2 separate regions of the Homo sapiens genome follow, and region 2 is linked to region 1. A link is a loop called in an ENCODE intact Hi-C map of the cell type or tissue named here. Cell type or tissue: HCT116. All regions are shown on one strand. Each heading gives the region's core, and the rest is flanking DNA. Links, peaks and the distances in the headings are about the cores only.

Region 1 (11,986 bases), core at 3,351-11,350:
GTGATCCACCTGCCTCTGCCTCCCAAAGTGCTGGGATTACAGGTGTGAACCACCGCGCCTGGCCTAGATACTTTACCTGTTTTTCATTGGGTATCTGTCTATTTACTGAGTTATAAGAGTTCTTTTTATATTTTAGACACAAGTCCAAATATGCTTTCTTGAATCGGAATTTCAAAAATTTTATGTTCTGAGGGACTGCATGAGGCAGACTTGTTCTTTTCTCTACATTTTTATTTCTTGCACCAAAGAGCAGTTTTTTTCTCTTTAGAATTCTACTCGTTAATTTTAACTCTTCACAATTTTTGCATGAGCAATGGTGTTTTGGGAGCACTGCCACAGCTTTTATTTGAAATTTTAAACTAATAGGGTTGACATTCCAGAACTATCCCACTGTGCTACTCAGAAAAACACAACTACACTACTGTTTTAAGAAGAAATATTTTTAAAAAAATAGTCAACTTCAGGAAATTCAACTTTTATAAAACTTTTATAAAGTTAGGCTGAAGCCTACATGGTCCAAGGATCTAGCTAGCCATGTGCAGTGGTTTTTAAATGTCCTGAAATTCTTTGATGCTGTTCCTTTCAAAAGAAACTTCATTCCCCACTCGAGTGTGGGTGGGACTTCATGGTTCATTTCTTGTGACTAGAATGTGCCACTTTTTTTTTTTTTTTGAGACAGAGTCTTGCTCTGTCGCCCAGGCTGGAGGCCAGTGGCACAATCTCAGCTCACTGCAACCTCTGTCTCCTGGGTTCAAGTGATCCTCCCGTCCCAACCACCCAAGTAGCTGGGATTACAAGCGTGCACTACCACGCCTAGCTATTTTCTTTTTTTTTTTTTAAAGTAGAGACAGGGTTTCACCATGTTGGCCAGGCTGGTCTTGAGCTCCTGGCCTCAAGTTATCCACCTGCCTTGGCCTCCCGAAGTACTGGGATTACAGGTGTGAGCCCCCACAGCTGGCTGTTGTGCCGCTTTTAGGACTAGACTGCAAAAGGCACCATGGCTTCCTACTTGCACTCTCTCACTTGCTCTGAGTCAGGAGGACACTCAAGCAGCCCTGCAGAGAGGTCCCTGTAGCAAGGAACTGAGGCCGGTGCCAGCAGTTGTGTGGCGGAGCTGTCCTGGAAGTGGATCCTCTGGCCCCAGTCCAGCCTTCGGATGATGCAGCCCTGGCGGACATCCTGACTGCAGCCTCAGGAGTGGCCCTGAGCCAGGACCACCCAGTTCAGCCACTTCCGAGTTCCCAACCCAGAGAATCTGTCAGGTGATAAATGTTTGTGGTTTTAAGCCACTCCATTTTGAGGTAATCTGTCATACAGAAATAGATAACTAATACAACACCTAAAAGAATAAAACCATAAATGTATTGCTTAGTCCAGTACCAACAGCACTATTCTTTTTTTTTTAATTAAAAAAGTTATTTTAGAGACAGGGTCTCACTCTGTCTTTGAGGCCAGAGTGCAGTGGTGCGATCGTGACTCACTGTAGCCTCCAACTCCTGGGCTCAAGTGGTCCTCCTGTCTCAGCCTCCTGAGCAGCTAGGCCTACAGGGGTGCACCACCACAACCAGCTAATTTTTTTGGAGGGATGGGGGTCTCCCTGTGTTGCCCAGGCTGATCTCAAACTCCTGGCCTCAAGTAATCCTCCCACCTTGGCCTCTCAAGTAGCTGGGATTATAGACACCAATAACATTATTCTAGGGACATCTGAAAAAATGTGTGAAAACTGCATTCTCTCTGTCAAGTAGCCTAAATCTAGTTCACTGTTTGAAAATATTACACTAAAAGGTGGGGTTCTTTGGGGAGTCTGATAACTCCCTATTGTAAGATTTTGTGTGTTGGATTGTCCTTTTTTTTTTTTTTAGGGGATGAGGAGACCACACTTTCATAGGATTCTTCAAGAATTTTGTGATTTTAAAAAACTAATAACCACTTTCCTAAGGCATGACAGATGCTCCTGAAGTCCTGGCAGGTTTCTATAATCGGGTTTAAACTCTCCTGGTGTGACACTGTCCTCCTGAGATAGAGGGATCTTTCCATGGGGGATTTACTGTGACTTAAGTAAGCTTACCCAGCGGGAAAAGCCTTTGCCACACTTGGAGCATTTGTAAACAGTCGGGATGAAATTTGCATCGTGGTATTTCCTGAAGTGAGCGTTTAGAAGTTGCTTCTGTCGGAAACATTTATTGCAAGAAAGGCAGGTGAATGGTTTCTCTCCAGTGTGGGTACGAATGTGAGCGGTCATATGACGTTCCTAAGAGGGAAGGGGAAGAAAGCAGCTTGTCTAGTTCAAAGGGTTTTCTCGATATTAGACACTGTTTATCATACAATACCTTTTATTTCCCTCCCCAAAGATGAGTCCACTATTAAGCAGAATTACTGCAAACACATTCTGAACAAGGCAGCATTCACTCTCAGTAAGTGGCCGCCTAGGAAACAAAACTCGTATGCAGCAGCAAGTGACAAAGGTCTTGCAGTGGATTCCTTGCTGGCTCTCCTGTCCTGTTGGGATGTGGGAGTACACACCGCAGGGCGTGAAAGGATGGTCCTTTGTCCTCTCATTACTGGGAGTCCTCCTTCTATACAACTATTTACAATTACCTGAATTTACAAAGGGCAAATAGAACCTGCAAACTTAAAAATCAAATGTCAGAGTTTAAATTCAGCAGACCTTTGGGGTTGCAAGTACCTTAAGTATCAACATTTTTCCATTTACTTCCCAATAGTATCGTAACAGATCTTAATACCGATTTTTTTTTTTTTTTTTTTGAGACAGGGTCTCGCTCTGTCACAATCATAGCTCACTGCAATCTCAAACTCCTGGGCCCAAGTGATCCTCCTGCCTCAGCCTCCTGAGTAGCTGGGACTGTGGACGCATGCCACTATGCTCGGCTCAGTTTGTATTTTTTGTAGAGACAGGGTCTCACTATGTTGCCCAGGCTGGTCTCAAACTCCTAGCCTCAAGCAATTCTCCTGCCTTAGCCTCCCAAAGTGCTGGGATTATAGGTGTGAGCCACTGTACCTGGCCTAAATAGAGATTTTATCTTAGACAGGAGAAAATAATTTGGGAAATCAGGAAAAAAATATGTATGAAGTCAAGCAAAAGTACACATTTTGTTTTATTTAAAATGTGATGATTATTTGGATTAAATATATATTCGGCCATTTCTGCATTACTGTCAGTGGCCTAACTGATGCTCTTTCTTCTAATCTTTCTCTCACCCAATTCACTAAACACCCTCTTCCATGCACAGCTTTCACCTCATCACCCTCCTTTGGGACAGCATCTCTGGCGCTCCCTGCTGGGAGCCTGACTCTCCAGGACCGCGGCAGCCAGGAGCACCCAGCAGTGCTCCAAGCCTCTGCCCACGGCCATGACCTGCCTGGCTGCTCTCTACTCCCACATACCTGCTGTATGCCTGCTCCAGGGCCCCTCATCCTTTCCAAGTCCTATCCATCTTTCAGGAAGCCCTCCTAGTTCATTTGAATAAGTATGAGCCTGAGGCCTCAGAATATTCTTTGTTCAAAATCTACCAGAAAAACTCCTTTTCCCTTATTCAAAGCATTTACAGTTTACAGCCCACACTTCAAAACACACAGTAAGCACTGATTTTCACCTTTGGTAACCAATAGCATGCAATACTTTGAAGCAGTGTTTTGGTTTTCAAACTTCTACTCTGAGGGCCTTTTATACTTTAAAAAATTACTGTGGCCTCTGAAGAGCTTTTATGTATACAGGTGGCATGTATTAGTATTTACTTTCTTAGAAAGCAAACCTGGGGAATTCTTAAGTGTTTTTTAAAATAAAACAATTTATTAACTCATTTAAAAATAAAAACAAACCAACTACATATTATTTCTGTAAAATTATCTATTTTTCAAAACAAAAATAACCTAATGTCTGTCTTAATAGATAAGGTTTCCAGTTAAAATACAGGCTGCAACTACTTGTATATAAAACTATTTGTTGTTGTCTGAAGTTCAAATGTCACTAAGTGTGCTGTATTTTTATTTGCTAAGTCTGACAGCTCTATTAAAAGCATTCGGGGCCAGGCGCGGTGGCTCACGCCTATAATCCCAGCACTTTGGGAGGCCGAGGCGGGCAGATCACGAGGTCAGGAGATCGAGACCATCCTGGCTAACATGGTGAAACCCCATCTCTACTAAAAATACAAAAAATAAGCCAGGCGTGGTGGGGGCCGCCTGTAGTCCCAGCTACTCAGGAGGCTGAGGCAGGAGAATGGCGTGAACCCAGGAGGTGGAGTTTGCAGTGATAGCGCCACTGCACTCTAGCCTGGGCAACAGAGTGAGACTCCGTCTAAAAAATAAAAAAATAAAAAAAGAATTCAGATGGATTCCTATCTCTGCTCTTCCCTCAGTCCACTGGAGTATGTTAAGTGATAAAGAAAATTTGGTCTCACAGACATGTAGTTTGAAAAGAGAGCAACATTTTACTAGCTCTTCCAAATAACTGTGGGCATTCTTCTCTGCTATTACACTAAAATTCAGTTAGTAGTAATTTCTTTTTTTAGGGTCTCACTCAGTTGTCCGTGCTGGAGTGCAGTGGTATGAACACAGCCTACTGCAGCCTCAACCTCCTGGGCTTAAGTGATCCTCCAACCTTAGCCTCCTGAGTAGCTGGGACAGATATGCACCACCACCCACAGCTAATTTTTGTATTTTTTTGTAGAGACAGGGTCTCATTATGTTGCCCAGGTTGGTCTTGAATTCCTGAGCTCAACAGTTCTGTCCATCTCGGCCTCCCAAAGTGTTGGGACTATAGGTGTGAGCCAGTGTGTCTGGCCATGGTAATTTCTTACCATGGGTTGCAATGTGGAATCTGAAACCGTGCCAAAGAACTTGTGCTCCTCTGCGACATTATAACCTCTTGGTCTATCTTTTACTTTGAATGGATCTTTTACCTGTGTGTGAGTCTGTAACATCATGGATTGGTCATTTGGAAAATACTAGTTCACTTGAGTTATGCAGATCTTCTAAATGCTGACATATTTCATCACACAATATAAAAGTTGCTTTAAAAAAATCACTCTAATCCCCCCCCTTTTTTTTTTTTTGAGATGGAGTTTTGCTCTGTTTCCCAGGCTGGAGTGCAGTGGCGCGATCTCGGCTCACTGCAACCTCTGCCTCCCAGGTTCAAGCAATTCTCCTGCCTCAGCCTCCTGAGTAGCTGGGACTACAGGCGTGTGCCACCACGCCCAACTAATTTTTGTATTTTTTAATAGAAACGGGGTTTCACCATATTGGCCAGGCTGGTCTCAAACTCCTGACCTCAAGTGATCCACATGCCTCGGCCTCCCAAAGTGCTGGGATTGCAGGTGTGAGCCACTGCACTTGGCCTACATTGTTCATTTTTTAAAAAAATGTCCACCAACGCCCAATGACTGAGTAAACAGAATTTGTTTATCTTGTTCCTTTCTTAGTGAAAATGACATTCACTGAGAAAGTGGCTACTTGAGCTGGAAATTCAAACAAACCCCCAGGTGCTTTTCCTCCAAGCTTTGGAAGACAGTGGAGGTGCGTATGCCGGCTTCTCATCTCATCACAAAGATTATTAAAAAGAAAGTATTCCAGGTAAAGACTGAATAAAGTTAACAACTTTAACTGCCTCTTCAAGCACACTGTCATGTAAAACTGCCCTTTATTTTTGCTGCCAGTGTGTGAAGGTGAAGAATACCACAACCACCAATTCCACTGGGTGTCACTGCCTTGATCCGGGCTAAGGACCACCACTACTTTGGCACCAAAAGTGCAAATGTCAATGTCTCAAAAGGGCAAATGACACCTTTCCATTATCATAACAAAGGCTTGGCTCTTGTGGGGCCCTAGTTGGTCACAGGGAGCTCTGGGGATATGTGAACATACTTTAAGAACTGTTGTTTTGAATGACTGGCTCACAGTTGCTTTCTGGTTATTCTGAATAGGCTACTCTATTAAAAGCATGACTTTTCTCAGTATCTTCAAGGTGGTAGAGAATCCCACCCAGCCCTCCATTCTTCCATACACCACTGCCTCTCCAAATTAAGTAAAGTACAATACCTGCTTGCAGGCATAACTGCAGTGTTTGCACTTGAACCTCTTCTCATTCTTATGAGTTTTCTGGTGCTGAATGAGGGCATAGCGTTCATGGAAGACAGCAGAACAGTAGCGGCATTTCAGCTCTGCAGCGCTGTAAGCATGCAAGTTGCGCATATGCACACCTAAAATGGTCACAGAACATTATATACTTCAAGAGTGTTGTTTTCTGTTAGCCTGCTTCCCCTCTCCTCTAAACCGGGGTTTCTCAGCCTTGGCGCTGGAACATGCTAGTTCCTTCCTGGGCAGGGCAGGGTGGGCTATCCTGTGCATTGTAGGATGTTAAGCAGCATTCCTGGTGTCTGTCTACCAGATGCCAGCAGCACCTCTTTCTCCCCGGTTGTGAAAGCCAAAATACCTCTAGATATCACCGCCTGTCTTCTGGGTGGTAAAATCATTCTCAGCTGAGAACCACTGCTTTAAACGAACAGAATGCTGAAATATCATTTTAATACTCTCGGTATGGAGTTAAATGTTATATAAGGTATGTCACACTGGACCTAAAATGTTCATTGAACAAAGCACTTTGAGAACTATTATGGGGTAGGTGAATTTTAGGATGATGTTAAGGTGGTTTTATATAAAAAGATATAATATCTTTATTTTACCTTAAATAATCCACTCGTTGTTAGAAGTCAGTGCCCTGTTATTTCCTATGTTGAAATTAACCTGAGACACATGGTAAGGTCTGGCTGGGTTTGCTCATCTAAGTCTAAAGCATGATGGTCTTGTGATACTTGTGTAAGAAGCCAAATGACAATGGACAGCTGTGTGATGGAGCTACTCCACCTTACCCACAGTGACTCAGACATTTAGAGAGCTTGATTTCTCATACAGTCATGGGAAGGAAGAATTAATGTGTTTATAAAGCATCTTATAGGGCTATGTGGAGTGTATCACCCACTGGCATGAGATGGATATAAACCATGTTACTTTGCCATGGTGTCAAAAAAGTCTAGCAACTGGCTAGACTTGTGCCCCACCAAGCCCCACTGGACTGTGTTTTGTGATGTGCTGGTATCTACGGCAACAATGACAGAATGGTCCAGATGAAAAATAAAAGTGAAGACTTTGTGGAACACCTTTCGCCTTTCAGAAAGGTTTTCAAAAAAATTCATCTCATCTCCAGAATCTCTTTGGGCAAAAGGGTCAAATTTTTTGTTCTGCTAACATATTTTTGTGTATCACAGTGTCATATATTTTGGAAAGAGAAATAAGATCATGGAAAAGGGAGGCCCAGGAATCCTGAAACAAAGAAGAGGCTCGTTCACTCACGCTTCCCACACCCTCCCTCCCATTGCTCAACACTGGCTGGCTTCCCCACAGGCAGTATCAAATCCCAGCTCCTAGGCCTGCTGTTCCAAGACCCTCTGGATTCCCTCTCCCACTCTGTGGGGTGTGACAGTTAAAAGGCTCACCGTGGTAGATGCGGATTACACGTTACAGGCCCGCCTCCTTTCCCGAAGTGACTGTCTTAAGGGGAAAACTGTGTCTTTTGAAACTTCTGCTTCCAAAACTTCTTAGGCCCACAGCCAGGGTTTAACAAAAGCTTGCTGGGTGCCATAGATAGAGCACTGATAAATAGGAACCCAGAATCCAGCCACCTCCTAGCACCCTTGGTTCGTATGACTCCCAGGCAGGTTACTCTATGTCTCTGATCCCCAGTGTCCTCATCTGAAAAATAGGCCCAATGTGGAATGAAGTAATACCCATCTGTGAAAGGTCTTATCACGTGCATACGGAACAGGCCTGGGCCCGGATTCTAAAAACATGCTATAAAATGCACTTATGAGATGCAGCCACCAGATGGTGCGACAGGACTTCTGGAAGAAAATTCGTCCCAGGGCCAAGTTCCCGAAGACCGGGCCTCCCAGTATCAGGGCCAGTACTTTGCAGGTTTATAGGACCACGCTCCAAAGAGCCAGCAAATGCTGTAGTAAAAGAAAGATCGCTAAACCACTCACGTAGGTCGCTTTTCCGTGCAATGATGGTGGCACAATGGGGACACTGGTATTTGGGGACATTTTCGCCGTGTTTCTGCAGAATATGTATTTTCATGGTCCCGCTCTGGGTGAAGCGGGTGTGGCAGATGTGGCATTCGTAAGGCTTCTCACCTGAGATGCAGACAACAAAGTGATTCCCCCTCCAGGCCTGATCCTTGCCAAAGGCCACCTGTGCTGAAAGTGTTTTTTTTTTTTGCCCCAAGCCTCCTTTATCAACCCCCTTCTCACCGGACAACCCCCAATTAGTATGAGACTCCCAAATCAAGCCCAGACAGCTTATGTCAAGTACAGCTGTGTCCATGATGGACCAGAGACATGACTTCCCCGCATCTGGTGGCTACGCAAGAGTTCAAGGTGGTTCACATCCATGGGGCTGTACGAATAACCAAGAAGTACACATAAATGTATTCTTAACACAAGACATCAAGTACCTCTGTTACAAAAGCAGCACACTTTATGTTTTGCCTTAAAGTTGAAGAATGAATTAAGGAGTTGACTTTTATTTATTTTTATTTACTTTTTCTTTTTTTTTGAGACAGGTTCTCACTCTGTCACCCAGGCTGGAGTGTAGTGGCGCAATCCCGGCTCACTGCAGCCTCAACCTCCTGGGTTCAAGTGATTCTCCTGCTTCAGCCTCCCAAGTAGCTGGGACCACAGGTGTGCACCACCAGGCCCAGCTAATTTTTAAATTACTCGTAGAGACAGGGTCTCCCTATGTTGACCAGGCTGGTCTCAAACTCCTGGACTCAAGGGATCCTCCTGCCTCAGCCTCCCAAAGTGCTGGGATTACAGGTTTGAGCCACCATGCCTGGCCAGGAGTTGAGTTTTAAATACCTGAAAAATCTACGGAAGCAAATACTTTGTGTTTTACTCCACACAGTGGGGTTGTGGCACAGTATCTATGCAGACTCTCTTACTGCTAAATAAAGGTAAAAGTACAGATCAAGATTCTTTTATCATGAAGGCACGCAAAAATCCACTTTTACCTTTGAACTTTAATTGTGCCAATAAAAAGTAATTTTTTAAAGCTTGCTTTAAGAGTTAACACTGTAGGTATCAGGCCTTCAGCACCAGAGCCCTTACCTGAGTGCGTTCTCATGTGGCGTTTCAGCTTGTAGGTATCTCTGCTGGCATAGCTGCACTGGCAACACTGAAAGGGGCGCTCCCCAGTGTGGGATCGGACATGGCGCTTCAATTTACTTGCCTAATAAATACATAAATGATGTTCGTTGCAATAGAAACTAAAAAATGGCAGAGTCTTCCATTAATCAGCATTGTAAAAGAGATTTAAATTAATCATATTTTAACATCAGAGCACCAGAGCATATTTCACTCACTGAAAAAACATGAAAAAGTCATCACTTTTGATCATCTGTTATGGGTGATTTTATCTCATTTGATGTGTGTGTGTATAAGCTCCTTTAGGGAAAATGAGCAGCAGTTCTGAGAGACTTTCGCGTTCACCTTCACTTTAAGCCTACCTGCCAAATGCCATACAAGATTTTGTTTTCATTTCTAAGGCAATATATGCTCAATAGTTACAAAATTTAGATTACACTGTAAAAGCACAAAGGCAAACATTTTTTTTTCCTTGCATAAAGTGAAAATCTTGAAACTCTAGCTCTCGTTGGGTGTGGTGGCTCACGCCTGTAATCCCAGCACTTTGGGAGGCTGAGAGGGGTGGATCACCTGAGCTGAGGAGTTTGAGACCAGCCTGGGCAACATAGCAAAACCCTGTCTCCACCAAAAATTAAAAATGAGCTAGGTATGGTGGCACACACCTGTGGTCCCAGCTACTCGAGAGGCTGAGGTGGCAGGACTGTTTGAGCCTGGGAGGCTGAGGCCGCAAAGAGCCAAGATCACACCACTGCACTCCAACCAGGGTAACAGAGTCAGACCATGTCTCAAAAAAAATAAAAATAAAAATAAAAACGAAACCCTAGCTCTTTAATGGAGGAACATCTGTATGTCTTGCCTCATGGTCACAAGTCCTGCAGACTCCACCCTGGCTGGCCCCACAGTAACAGTGTGAGTGGAGGAAGGTGTCCCTGGCTATTCAGCATTGGTGCCATGTGACAGCAGGTTCCTAAGAAGAATTAAGTTTTAAGTAGAAGAAATTAAATTCTAATTTGAGTAATTATGTATCCCAGGCAATCAGTTAAATAGCAAACAACATAATACCTCCCATTTGAGCATTCACTGCCTGACTCGTTGATTGCCTTCTAGAACTATTCTTATTCTGTATTCGTGTATCACAGGCCCTTATCTACTGCTAGCAGGAAATGGGGGCATCAGCTACACGTGGACTACAGACATCAGGAAGCTGCATCAGTCCTGCTGGTGACCCAGGGATGCCACACTCCATCTGCCTCCCCAGTAAGTGATGAGCGCACAGAAGCCTAAGGAACACTCGAGAACAAAAGAAAGCTTAGAATGGAAAACAACAGCCAAGCCAAAAAATTTCACTTAGGTTTTCAGAAGAAAAGTGAATGCCTTCAAGTATATTAGAAAGCAAAACAAAAAGAATTTTAAAAACTGTATAGCATGAAAGTTTTGAGGAGGATAAGTGGTGTGAATGAGCAAAGAAGGCCATTAAAAAAGACTCTGGATGACTCTTAAAGGTGGGATGGGAGGACAATGGGAGTTCAAATGCTTTTTTTTTTTTTTTTTTGGAGACGGTGTCTCACTCTCGTCCAGACTGGAGTGCGCGATTTCGGCTCACTGGAACCTCTGCTTCCCAAGTTCAAGTGATTTTCCTGCCTCAGCCTCCTGAGTAGCTAGGACTACAGGCATGTGCCACCACACCTGGCTAATTTTTTGTATTTTTAGTAGAGACAGGGTTTCACCATGTTGGCCAGGCTGGTTTTGAACTCCTGACCTCAAGCAATACGCTCACCTTGGCCTCCCAAAGTGCTGGGATTGCAGGCGTGAGCCACCGCGCCCGGCCAATTCAAAAGCTTTTTTAAAAAAAGGGGCACATCTGCACCACAGCTTTGATACGTTCCTGCTGCCATTTTTGTCACGGGATGGGATGAGGGAACAAACAAGCATGGCAAGACTTGAGGAGACTGCAAAAATGGGGGGCTATGGCAGCAATAGAGACCCCTGTGCTGAGGCTACCCCCCACAGGCTGCGTGCAGACCACTGGCACTGGGGGAGGGTCTCGTGGACCTAGGAAGTTTGTACTAAGCACCGGCAGGACACCAACAAAAAGTCCACTCCAGGCTTAGGATCCCCAGGTGACTCTGTTCCCTGATCCCTCCATTTTGCATTCTCATACTACAATCACAACCTTTAACTCAGATGAGAAATAATTTTTTTAAAAATAGTAACAGCAGAAAAAAGTTCTTGGAATCAAATTCTGACCCTAACCATGAAATTTCCCAATTTGTGAAACCCGGCTGCACTGTTACTATATTTAATCATCAGCTGTTCCCTTTAACTTAGTTCCATTTGGGTGTACTGTTGACCCAGTCCCGACCAGGCTCAAAACCGGGCCTCAGCCTGTTTCCCAGCACACAGTGAGACCCTGACAATTAACTGGTGGAAACTGGTACTGACTAGTAAAAGCAGTGCTCTGCCTGTTTCACGTGAGTACCGCCAAACCTGTTAGAAGGTACAAATAAAGCAAATTAATTAAAATGACTATGGCACACCTGAAGTTTGAAAAGGGTGGTCTCTCTGTAATTAAAAACAGAAACGTCTACGCTTAAATCTTCGAGCAAGCTGCTTTGTATCTAATCAAGCTCAAAAATTTCAGCCAACATTGAGATTGGATCTGCATTCTACGTTAGAGCAAATACATTTTGATTTTGTGGCCCAGAGTACTAGATAAAATGCAGAACTTTTAAACAAATCTGGGACTTATTTCTTGACCACAGATGGTTTATTTG
Region 2 (11,986 bases), core at 2,106-10,105, 420 kb before region 1:
ATATGAGTGCACATGCATGTGTACATGAGAGAGGGTGTGTACCTGTATGTGAGTGTAAATGTGTGTGCGTGCATGCTTGCATGTGTGCATGTGTGTGCATGTGTGTGAGTGTGTGCACATGTGAATGTATGTAGGTGTGTGTGCGTATGTGTATGTGGGTGTGTGTTTGTGTGCATGTGTGTATGTGTGCGTGTGTGCACACGTGTGTGCATGTGTGTACGTGCGTGCGTGCATGTGTGTGTGTGCATGTTTGTGTGTGTGCACGTGTGTGCATGTGTGTGCGTGCATGTGTGTGTGTGCGTGCGTGTGTGTGTGTGTGCAGAGAGGCACTGGGGAGTCTGGGTAAAGGGGCTGCAGGACTTCTGCAATCACACCCGTCACCCTAATACCTCAGTGCAGATTTTCTAAGATCAAAGACATTCCCCTAAATAGAATTACTCAAATCAGAAAACCCAGCCTCGATATAACTCTGTAGCCTCCAGGCCCTGTCCAAGTTCCACCAGCTGCCCCATGAGTAACTTTTATAGCAGTTTCTTCCCATCCAAGATCAGATGCAGGCTCAGGCATTGCCTTACTTGCCACATCCCTTGGCCTCCTGTCATCTGAGTGACGCCCCGGCCTTCCTTGGTTGTTGGTGACACTGGCCCCTTTGCCAAGGGCAGGCAGGGCATCTGGCCCCATCCTCACTCTGGCTGCTCTGCTGCATGTCCCACTGTATCCAGGCTGTCTGGCTGGATTCATTTGCAGTGTGTTAATTTCACCCCCAAAGTGGCTTGAATGGTGGCCTCCAAAAAGATGTGTCCATGCCCTAACCCAGAAGCCTGTGACTGTCACCTGATTGGGAAAAGGGTCTTTGCAGATGTAATCAAGTTAAGGATCTTGAGATGAAACTATCCTGGGTATCTGGATGGGCCCTAAGTCCAGCACCAAGTGTCTTTGTAACACACAGAGGAGAGACAGAGAGGAGGCGACAGCCGTGTGAGGACAGGCAGAGACCTGAGTGAGGCCACCGCAGCCAAGGAACGCTGGCAGCCACCAGAGGCTGGGAGAGGCAAGAAAAGAGCCTCTCTCGGGCCTCCAGAGGGAGCGCAGCCCCACTCAACCTCGGGCTTCTGGCCTCTAGAACTGAGAGAGGCTCCCTTGCTGGAGCCCAGCACATGTTGTCAGCGGTAGGGGAGCTGACCTCTCCTACCCGAGGCCACCCAAATGCTAGTAGCTTCTCCCACACACCCCCGGCCAAGGCCAGAAACATTGGATGCCTCAAGATGTCTTGACATATCCTAGGCTGTGGCGGCCACCCCAAAATGGGAAGTTGTTTTAAGCCCCTCTGTGGATGGTGACTTGTCTCACAGCCCTGGGAAATCCGCACAACCTCTGCTTTCTCTCAGGTCGGTTCTCCGGCCACTCTTCCTATAATGCCGTTCACAAAGGTGACAACTCAGTCCTCGACTGTCAGCAAACAGTCCCGCTCCCACAGTCTGAGGCCACGTGTCTTTGGATGAGGGGATGTCTTCTCCATCCAGAGGAGTGACCAGGGGAGGAGACCATGATGGTGGAGCTGCTGGGTGACAGAATGGACAACTGGCCTGGGAAAGACCCCGCTTCCCATTTTGGGGTGGCCGCCACAGCCTAGGATATGTCAAGACATCTTGAGCCATCCAATGTTTCTGGCCTCGACCACGGGTGGGTCAGAGAAGCCACTAGCATTTGGTGGCCCTTGGGTAAGGAGAGGCCAGCTCCCCTACCACTGACATGTGCTGGGTTTTAGGCCAGGCTGGGCCCCAACAGGGCTCAGAACAGGAGGTGGGGGGTGGGGGCAGCTGCCCCAATTCAGGCACATCCTGCCACCTGACAGTCACAGGGCGGGGTGGCATCTTCCTACTGGCAATGCTGAGGTGCGGACACTGGGGCCTCACAGCAGGCTCCTCCACTGTATCAGGAGGAAGCGGATTCAGCTGGGAGTGAGGAGGTTTGCAGACCCTCAGGGGCTGGGTTTCCCACAGCTCTGTGCCCAGGTAGGTGGCACACGGAGACACCATCCTTGGCCTTGCAAAGCCTGGATTCATCTTGCATGTCACCCTTGGATCCCCAGGAAGATCCTGCCTGGGGGTGGGGTGTGGGGTTCAGTCTGTTGTGGGGCGGACCTCAGCTGCACTGGGACAACCATGTGGCTTCAGGGAGGGGCTCTTTCTTCTCTGCCTTCTTTTACTCATTTTGTTTTTAATTTTAATTTAAAAAAAACATAAAAAGCTTTAATGAACTATGGGAAGTGTTTCTTTTGTACCATAAAGAAGAGCTGGTAGAGTCCCTGGGGCGGGGGATGGGGTGGCCTCCACTTTATGGGAAAGTCCCAGGTTTATTGTGAGCATCAAAGCCAGGGAGGCTCCTCTGTTCCAGGGCCCATCTCCATCCAGATGCCCGTGGCCCATATAGCATTGTCATCGGGTCATCATTTAACTTGTACACTCACTTTGTCACCACCCCAACCTCAAGATGAGACCCCACTGTGCAGGAGTCTGCGCTGAGTGATAGCAGTCAGTGGTCCTGACAGAAGCAGCTTGAGAGACGGCTGGGTCGTGTGATGCTTTCAAATCCCATCTCCAAGAATGTTGCGTGTGCATTGAACATCTACTACATGAACCCTTGCACAGCCTTCCTGAGAAGTCTGATACCAGGATGCTTTCAGTGGCAAAAACCAGAAACTGCCATGCCCATCATCTTAAACCCTCAAGAAGTGTGTTACCTCCCTCCCCAGAGGCCTCAGGGCAGCCCCAAGCTGGTGAATGCAGCAGCCCGCGCGGCCTGGAGGAGCCGGGTGCTTTTCGCTTTTCCACTCCGCCACCCCAGACTGGCTCCCTCGTGGTTTCAGGATGGCTGTTTTGATTTCAGGGGGTGGAAAAAGAGGATCCTGGCCTTTTGGGGTCTTTGGATCAGTGAGGACACCTCTTCCAGGAGCTCCCATCAGACCTTTCCTCACCCCTCATTGGCCAGAACTGGGTCACATGCCCATCCCGAAACCGATCACCATCAATAGGACCCGGAGTACCACGACTGACTCACAGGAACCGGGACTGGCACCTGCGCTCCCAGGGGCTCATGGGCCTGAGAGCTGGACCTGGAGCTACATCAGGGGCCGTTAGGACACAGGAAGGCAACCAAGGGTGCCTGCTGCCATGACCTTGTTCCATCCTTGAGTAGCAAGCACATCTGTGAGTGTGTGTTGGGTCCACAGGCTCAATAGTAACATACAACGGGAGCAACCCCTGTGGTAGGCAGCAGCACTTCCGAATCCCCACTCCTCACCGGCCGTTCATCACCAGAAACGTGGCTGAGTCTTCCAGGGCAGGACGCTCTGCCCACCCAGGCCATTCTCTAGTGGACAGACCTGCCTTCTTTTAGTCTAGCCCTGGGATCTTAACTGGGGAGGATTTTGCCCCCCTGGGGCATCAGTAGCTGATGTCTGGGGACATTTTTGGTTTTCCTGACTGGGAGGGAAGATTGCTAGTGACATCTCGTGGGTGGAGTCCAGGGATGCTGCAGATGCCCCACAATGCACTGGCCGCCCCCACCGTGAGTTACCCAGCCCCGAAGGCTGATGGTGCCATGGCTGAGAAAACTGCTCTATCCCAGGGTTTTGCCATTACAAAGTCATGCTCACAAATGCGTGAACGCTGTTACTTATCGACATTACAGGAGATTTTCAAAAATCGTGTTAACAGAATGCAAATGTTAGCATCAGAACGTAAGATCCAGCTTTGCGGCAACTTCGCTGTCTCAGGGGCTCCCTGAAGAAATCCTGCACCGTCTCACTTCTCACATGGCCCGTGCAAAGCTGCTGTCTAGGTGGAAAGCTCTCCCCACCCCAACCCCGACCCCTTCCCCATTCCCTTCTAACCGCCCACACCTTTCAGGGCTTGGCTGAGAGGCCTCTTCCTTCAGGAAGGCGTCCCTGACCTCTAGACCTCAGTGGTCCTACTGCCACCCGTGTGTGCTCCCTGGTCACGTGTCTGCTGTTGAACAGCCACTTGTGCGTGCTCCCTGGTCACGTGTCTGCTGTTGAACAGCCGCGCCCGCCTCCCTGCGGCCTTGCTCCTGCCCTTCCTTCAAGGGAGCCTGTGCGCATGCTGGGCTGTCTTTGCAAGCTCCCACGCCACCTACCTGCCAACCAGGTGGCTTGAGAGGGCTGACGAGAGCTCACCCTGCTGCACCTCTCTCTATGATCAGACACACACCTGCTCCGCATTGAGACTCGAAAGCGCAGGCTCCAGAATTGTTTTTTTATAATGATTTATAAAAATAACATAAATCAAAAATTACTGCTGGGAAGCTGTCCGTTTCCACACACATCTGTACCTGTGGCTTTGTGCATACAAGGCTGACTCACAGGCTGCCACTGAAATCCTCTGGAATAAAATCAGGTTGGCATTTCTTCTATTCAGCACTGTACAGAATAAACCCAGGCAAGACAGGAATCAGGAGGCTTTTAGCTACAAAGGAACACACTTCTACCAGAGATGCTTTTAATAACTCTTTATCATTTTCATCACGAATCCAGAGGAGGGTGGCAGTGCCAGGTTGCTCGCTGATGGACTCAGTGACATTATCAGAGACCCAGGATCCTTCTACCCTCCACATGTCAAGTTTGGTCCTAAGGCTCATCTCCTCATGGCGCACGAGGGTTGCACCAGCTCCAGCCATCACCTCCTCACTAGCTATGTCCAGATGTAGAGAATAAACATTTCCTTCTAGAGTCTCTTTTTAAGACTAAAGAAACCGCTTCCCAAATTCCTTCTGTGGACGTCCCCTCTGGACTTATGAACTTCAGCCTGTGTCTCTTCCTAACGACACTTGGCAAAAGGAATTGATTGCTCTGGTTGGCTAAGACCAGGGGTGGCAAACGATGGCCCGGGGCCAATTCCATCCGCCATCTGCTCTTGTAATAGCCACATCCTTGTGCTTGCTTGTAGTCTATGGCTGCATTCACACTACAGTGTCAGAGATTATATGCCTAAAGTATTTACTAGTTGGTCCTTTACAGAGAAAGTTTGCCAGCCCTGGTTTGGACTCAGATGGATGACCAGGGCAGGACAGGGCCATCCGTGAGCACATAGAGAAAGGGGTTGGTGTCGGGGGTGGAATCATTCAGGTGGGAACACAGAGGTATCTGGTTCAAATCTGGCTTTGCCTCTGACAAGCCATGTGTCCCTGGGGACCCCCTAATCTCTCTGAGGCTTAGTTCCTCCGTCTGTAAAAAGTCAAACCTTTCACCGTTTCTGTGTGGATTAAACAAGGTAATAGACACAAAGCACCTGGCACGGAATAGACCCTAAGCGTTATGTTCCTTTTAAGCCTTTCCTAATGGATTCTATGCTGTTAGACTCACCCCAAAAGAGAGGCTGCCACAGGGATTTGCGGTTTGCTAATTGGAATCCAAACATTGCTTCTGCTGTTACAAAAGCCAAGTTACCCAAAGTAGAATTGGTTTTAGGAGCTTTTTTGAAACTAGAAAGAGCTGACAATAAAAACTCCAAAGGAGACTTGTGCAACTGGTGATCATGGGTGGGAAGGGGTGGACGGGATGTCTTTTCTTGAGGGTTTTAGGATCCAAGAGTGTTTTGCTCCCAGAGATCTTTGTTGTTCGCTGCATGTCAAGGCAGGGGGCTGAGCAGGAAGGATTGCTGAAGACGTCCTGGTGACACGCATTGAAGGCTGGGGTCCCCAACTCCAAGCCCTGAGAACCTCTTATAATATCCTGGCCACCCCCTATTTTGGAAGAAAATGGCTACCAAACAAAATGTTTTCATTAAGTCATTAATTTTATTTGTTTTTTTTTTTAAACCGATCAAAAACATATGTATTAGCCAATCTGGACTTCTGCTGAGACCAGAAAGCAAGAGACACAGGGTAAAAAGAAGAGGCTGTGGGTCTAGACAGACCTGAGTTTGCATCCTGGTTTTCCACTTTGGCTGTGTACACCTGGGGCAGGAGACCTCAGGTCTCCAGACTCACTTTCCTCATCGGTAAAATGGGGATCAGAACAGCACCTCCTTGCTAAGGTTCTTGAAAAGATTTGATAAGCCCAGTTAGGAGGTAATATGATGATGCAGGAAGGGCGTCAGGGCCTGGTGTATAGTAGATGCTCAACAAATGTCAGAGACTATGTTTTCTAGTATATATATGGCTCCAGCACTGCAAGGCAGATACTAATGCCATTTTTCAAAAGAGGATACCAAGACTCAGAGAGGTAAAGTAATTTGTTCTACGTCACACAGCCAGGAAGGGCCAGAGCACAAGTCTGGGTGGCTCCAGGACACCAGTGAGTAGATATCAGGCTACTTGACCACCGGACAGTGACCAGGAGACCCACTGAGTGGCCATGATTCCTGCCTGAAGCAGAGCCAGGCGTTGTTTGAGTCGGGGCTGCCTCACCTTAGGAGGTGGCCTTCTATTAATAGCAGTGTTGACAACAGCCTCTAGGTGCACATGCCTGAGTCCACCCCAAAGTGGGGACCAGGAAGATCCCCAACCCCAGGGGAACCAGGAAGAGGCTGCCCCAAGCAGCCACAGGGCACCCTGGAGGACCCCCCGGCGGCCAGCAGAGGGCAGCAGCCACCTGTAAGGGAGGAGGCCCTTGGGTTGACACAGGCAGGAGAGGGGCTGCCCAGCGCCAGGTGTCCCTGCCTGTGTCCTGACAAAGTTACAACAGTGGGGACCCTCACGGTTCTGACGAGGTGCCAGGACAGTCCTTTTGGAGCAGGCACTGCTGCTATGACCAGGCCTTTCACAGAAGGTGTCTAAGTGGCACGGCACCGGTAGGGAGCTGGGCCCACGCCCTGACAACCTCCCCACCCCCAGGGCTCCTTGCACTTCCCGCAGATCCAGAGGCAGGAACCGTGCAGGTGCACACAGCCCGGGAGCTGGGATCCTCCGAGGCCAGCACAGCTCATACCTGTTTTCGAGACGCAGGAGCTGAGATTCAGAGTGGGAAGTTATCTACCCAGTGTGATTCACGGAATAATGTCCAGAGCCTGTGAACATGTCACTTTACATGGCAAAAGGGACTTTGTAGGTGTGATTCAATTAAGGATCCTGGGGTGGGGAGATATTCCCAGGTTAGCTGGGTGGGCACAGTGTGATTCCTTATAAGACGGAGGTAGGAGGGTCAGAGTCACACCAAGGCCATGTGACAGAGCAGCGGAGGTTGAAGTGATGCAGGGAGAGACTCCACCGGCCACCACTGGATTTGGGGAGGGCGGAAGGGGCCACAGGCCAAGGAATGTGGTGGCTTCTAGAAACTAAAAAGGCCAGGAAATTGGTTCCCCCCAAAGCCTCAGGAAGGGATGCAGTCTGCCACTCCTTGATTTTAGCACAGTGAGGCCCACTTCAGACTTCCGAGCTCCAGACTATGAGATCAAGTGTTGTTTTAAGCCACCAAGTTTGGGAAAATTTGCCACAGCAGCAAGAGGAAACGAACGCACTCAGGTGCTCCTGCCACACACACTCACAGTTGCACAAGCTGGTGCAGCTCCAGACCCACACACCTCCACCACCACACACTCCGCCATGCACACACACCTCCACGCACACACACCTCCACCCGCACACACACACACCTTCACCACCACACACTCCACCCACACACACCTCCACCCACACACCTCCACCCACACACACCTCCGCCCACACACACCTCCGCCCACACACACCTCCGCCCACACACACCTCCACCCACACACACCTCCGCCCACACACCTCCGCCCACACACACCTCCGCCCTCACACACCTCCACCCACACACACCTCCACCCACACACGCCTCCACCCGCACACACCTCCACCACCACACACACCTCCACCCACACACACCACCCATGCACACACCTCCACCCACACACACACACCTCCACCCACACACACACACACCTCCACCCACACACACCACCCACACACACCACCCATGCACACACCTCCACCCACACACACACACCTCCACCCGCACACACCTCCACCACCACACACATCTCCACCCACACACACCACCCATGTGCACACCTCCACTGGCACACACCACCCATGCACACACCTCCACTGGCACGCACTACTCCACCTGCGTGCGCCTCCCACCTGCGTTCACCCTCCACCTGTGTTCGCTCCCACCCACTCATGCCTCTCCACCCGCAAAAGTGTGAGTGCTGAGGCTGGGACTCAACCTGAGCCGCTGGCTCTGGATTACTGGGTCCTGCCGGGCTGGCCAGGCCTGGTCACAGGCCGGGTCCCAGTCAGCAGCTCTTTACCTCAACAAGGAGAAGGTTGGGAGGTCGCTGGGATTGTCATTACTTGTCCACATTAGTCAGGGTTCTTACCCTTCCCTCATCTCTTTCCCCATCCCCATGCCTCCCATTCATTCATTCAGTCATTCATTCAGTCAGTCAGTCATTCCTTTTCTCAACAAATACATATTTACTAAGCACTTACTGTGTGCCAGGCAATACAGTACTGAACAAGGCAGTCTGCTGAAGGAGGCAGACACAAGCCCCGAGAGGGGGTGATGTGACATCATGGAGGGCTTCCTGGAGGAGAGAAAGTTGTAATGACGAGATGCCAGGCAGCCAAAGCAGAGAGGGGTTCATCGAACGACCACATATGAGGCACTCGCCATGCCAGCGGGCTGGCAGCTGGATAAAGTGAGGTCCTCCGGGACTCAGGTCCAGTAGAGAAGTCAGGCACAGCATAGGGGGTGCTGGGAGGTGGACCCCCAGGAGAGGGGGGAAGGGGAGGAGACAGAGGTTACAGGAGGAGCCCAGGGAGGGCAGCGTGGAGAGAGCATAGGCTCAGGGGGCACAGCCGGTGTCCCTGCACCTGACTCGCAGTGCGCGCTCGGGGAACAGCTGCTGGGTGGCGAGTCAGGGGCAGCAGGCCCGCTCGGCAACCACAGCTTTGGCTTCATTCTCAGGACCTGCGTGTAGCGAGCGACTCCGCACGAGCTTGCCCTCCGCAAGGGCCTGCAGAGAGAGCCGCTCCCCCGCACGCTTCTTGCCACCGGCTGAGAATATGCTGAGCACCCACCAGAGGGCGTCCGCACTCACTGTGCCCCCGGCCTGCGCTCTCACAGTTGACAAGGGACACGCGGGCACGCGCGCAGCCTCATGCTCACGCACTCACACGCATCCAGTCCCTCACACACTGAAACACATATTCACACACATGCTTGCTCACACACAGACCCCTGCACATTCACTCACACACACACTCATACAGATGCACGCTCCAACATGCAGGCTCGTGCACACACACACTCAGAAACACTGTCACACACACCCCTTTCCACACAGCCAGCATGCCAGGACAGGCCTGTCATCCCCCTGAGAGTTGCCTGTGCCCTACCCAAGGTGCCCTGCAAGAGCCCTGCCCTGAGCGGTGACCCCAGAGCCTCAGACTTGCGGGGAGGGGTAGGGACCTGCCAGGTGGCCATAACATCCCCAGAGGCCTGCGAGTCCTGCCAGGGCCAGAGGGCAGTGAGGGTCCCCAGGCCGGGACACACCCCGACAGGGATCAGTCCGTCCAGCTGGGAGGACCTCCCCTCTGACCCCTCCTCCACGCAGGCCCAGCTGGAGAATAAGCACAGGCACACACACTTCCAACCCACCGCCTGCATCCATTACAACCACCCTTCCACCCGCACAGACTTGCTGGGAGCCGGGAAGATGCCAGCCTGCTTTTCTGCTCTCCCTCCTTCAATCCGCACCGGGGTCTAGGGAGCAGGCGCTGTCGTGATGATGCCCGCTTTACGGAGAGGAAACTGGACTCCAGGGTATGGGGGCTGCCAAGAGCAGCACAGGAACCGAGCCGGTGGGCATCCGCACCAGCCTCCTGACCCTCCCCTCTTGGGTTCCCTGAGTTGGTGGGAGAGCACCCAGCCCCTGGGCAGGGAGGCCAGGTGCCCGGCTGCCCAGGCGTGGGAGGGGCAGAGCCCTGCCCACCTGGGGTGGACACGGCACTCCAGGAGGGTGACAAATTCACTGGACCTTGGACAGGCATGAGGGTGGGGGTGAGTGATTGTGTAGGAATATTTGTGGGGAGGTGCTTGTCTCTCCGCACTGTGAAATGGATGCTCAGAGAACTCCCCACGAGGCTGGTGGGAGGGTGGGTGGGGGAGGGGAACGCCTGTGTGACGTAGAAATAATGACTCGGGCAGTGCGACGGCTCATGTCTGCGGGCACCTACGTGCAGGCTGTACTCCTCGTGTACACATCTATTAATTTGTTTAGCCCTGATGGCCACCCTATGAGGCAGGCACTGTTGCCATCCCCCTTTACAGAGGGGAAACTGAGGCACAGGGCAGTTAAGTCAGGGTCCTGCCTGAGCTAGTGAGCAGCAGAGCCAGGGTGCAGACCTGAGGAGCTTCCCTCTAGACCCAGAGCTTCCTCTGTCACAGATGGCCATGAGCCTGGCGGCGTAAAACAACACCCACATGTCACCCTACAGCTGAGGTTGGATGCCAGCTGTGCCCTTCTCTTTTCTGGCTGCTCCGAGGCCTCATCCCCATCTTCGCCTCTCAGAGCGCATTTCCCTTGCATCTCCAGTCCCTTCTCCCTCCATGGGTGCTGCTGTGTCCCCGTCTGCGTGCTCCTTCCCTGTGTCTGTCTGTAGGCGTCTCTATGCATCTCCATACGTGTTTCTGTCTCCACCCCACCCCTGCCCTGCGCTGTCCCTTTGAGTGGAGCAGGATGGCCAGGCCCTCCCATGTGGACAGATCTTGCTGTTCCTCATGGAAATTCAATGTCCCTGGGCCTTGGATCTCCTTCCAATGTGGACCAAGCCTGGGTCTTGCTGTGTCTCCGGGTATACCGGCTGCAGCCGCCTAACCTGAGACCCTGCTGAGGGACTCAGCCCTGATCTCCGGGGCACCCTCTGCCCAGCTGTCCTATCCCCCCCTTTGTTCCTGCCTGGTCACCCCCACCTCAGTGACACCCCCCACCCGCCACTCAGTAGAAGCCTCAGACCTTCCCTGCAGATGAAGGGGAGTGGGGGCAAAGGGAGGCCTGGAATCAGGGGGTTGTAAAATCGTGTCCTGGAATTTGCTGGAAGCAGAAAAGTCCCCCATAAAAGTCTTTGGATCCCTCATATTCGGTTTCACGAGCCAGTCATCCGGGAAATGGCTAAGAGCAGACCAGCATCAAAGCAGCGGCCTCTGCTCCCCCAGTCCCAGCCCGGTGGGCGGTCAGGCATGGGAGAGGCCAGGGCCTGGTCACCGAGCCTGTCCTTTGCTTGTGGCTGCGAGATGCTGAGTGGCCATCTGCAGCCCAGGATGACTGTCTTGGGTGGGTGGCCCTCCCGGCCAGGCCCTTGAGTAGTCTAGAAGACAGGACAGAGACCCGGGACCTCCGCCTCTGTGGGCACACAGACCTCAGTGGCACGCCTCAGGCTTGGCCAGAACCCTGACCTGGGTTGCACCCCTCATTTCCCTCCACAGCAAGTTCGTCCCACACTGGGTTTCCTCACCAGAATAAAAGTCCCCACTGCTCAGATCACCCGGGCAGCTCCTGATGGGTGAGGACAGGATGGGGCAGGTGGGAAGTAAGTAGGTGCTAGAGCAGGCTGAGAATCTTGGCTAAACAAATTCATTCATTCATTTAAGAAAGTATCTCTTGAATGCCGGCTAGGAGCAATGTTCAGTAAGCCTGGGCAGGTGGGGCTAACAACACCTGCCTCGTGAGGTCGCTGCATCAATTAATTAATTGCTCATGGTAATCAAAATGGGCTTAAGGTCAGGCTCAGTTCAAACCTCAGCTCCACCACTTACTAGATGGGGTGTTGAGGTGCTCAATTTGACGCATGAACCTGGTGAGGTCGCAGTCCCCTGTTATTCAACCAAACACTCATCTAGGTGTTGCTACAATGGCGTTTGGTAGATGTGATTAAAGCCCGTCATCAGCTGACTTTAAGTAAAGGTTGGCCTGGATGACCCGGCGAGCCTGATCCAGTC

What was found. Peaks named below come from ENCODE experiments on the same cell type or tissue, not always from the same donor. Only the 100,000 strongest peaks of a DNase experiment are listed, where the experiment ranks them.
Region 2: it touches region 1 in a loop (6-fold over the local background); 6 of 110 quality-filtered maps call a loop at or near these places.

What each region holds. Positions count from the first base shown.
Region 1 is chr20:57,506,538-57,518,523 of GRCh38, forward strand. It overlaps CTCFL (CCCTC-binding factor like), which reads right to left. Exons shown (of 11, transcript NM_001386993.1): 6 at 9,177-9,297; 7 at 8,055-8,204; 8 at 6,055-6,215; 9 at 2,069-2,251. Among named protein-coding and RNA genes, the nearest start is that of CTCFL, 13 kb to the right of the region's middle. In HCT116, for the core only: a CTCF peak has its summit at 7,897 (motif pointing right); a DNase peak (open chromatin) is centred at 7,894.
Region 2 is chr20:57,083,207-57,095,192 of GRCh38, forward strand. No RefSeq gene overlaps it. Among named protein-coding and RNA genes, the nearest start is that of BMP7-AS1, 120 kb to the right of the region's middle. In HCT116, for the core only: CTCF peaks have their summits at 6,587 (motif pointing right), 6,787 and 9,076 (motif pointing right); DNase peaks (open chromatin) are centred at 4,105, 6,595 and 9,085.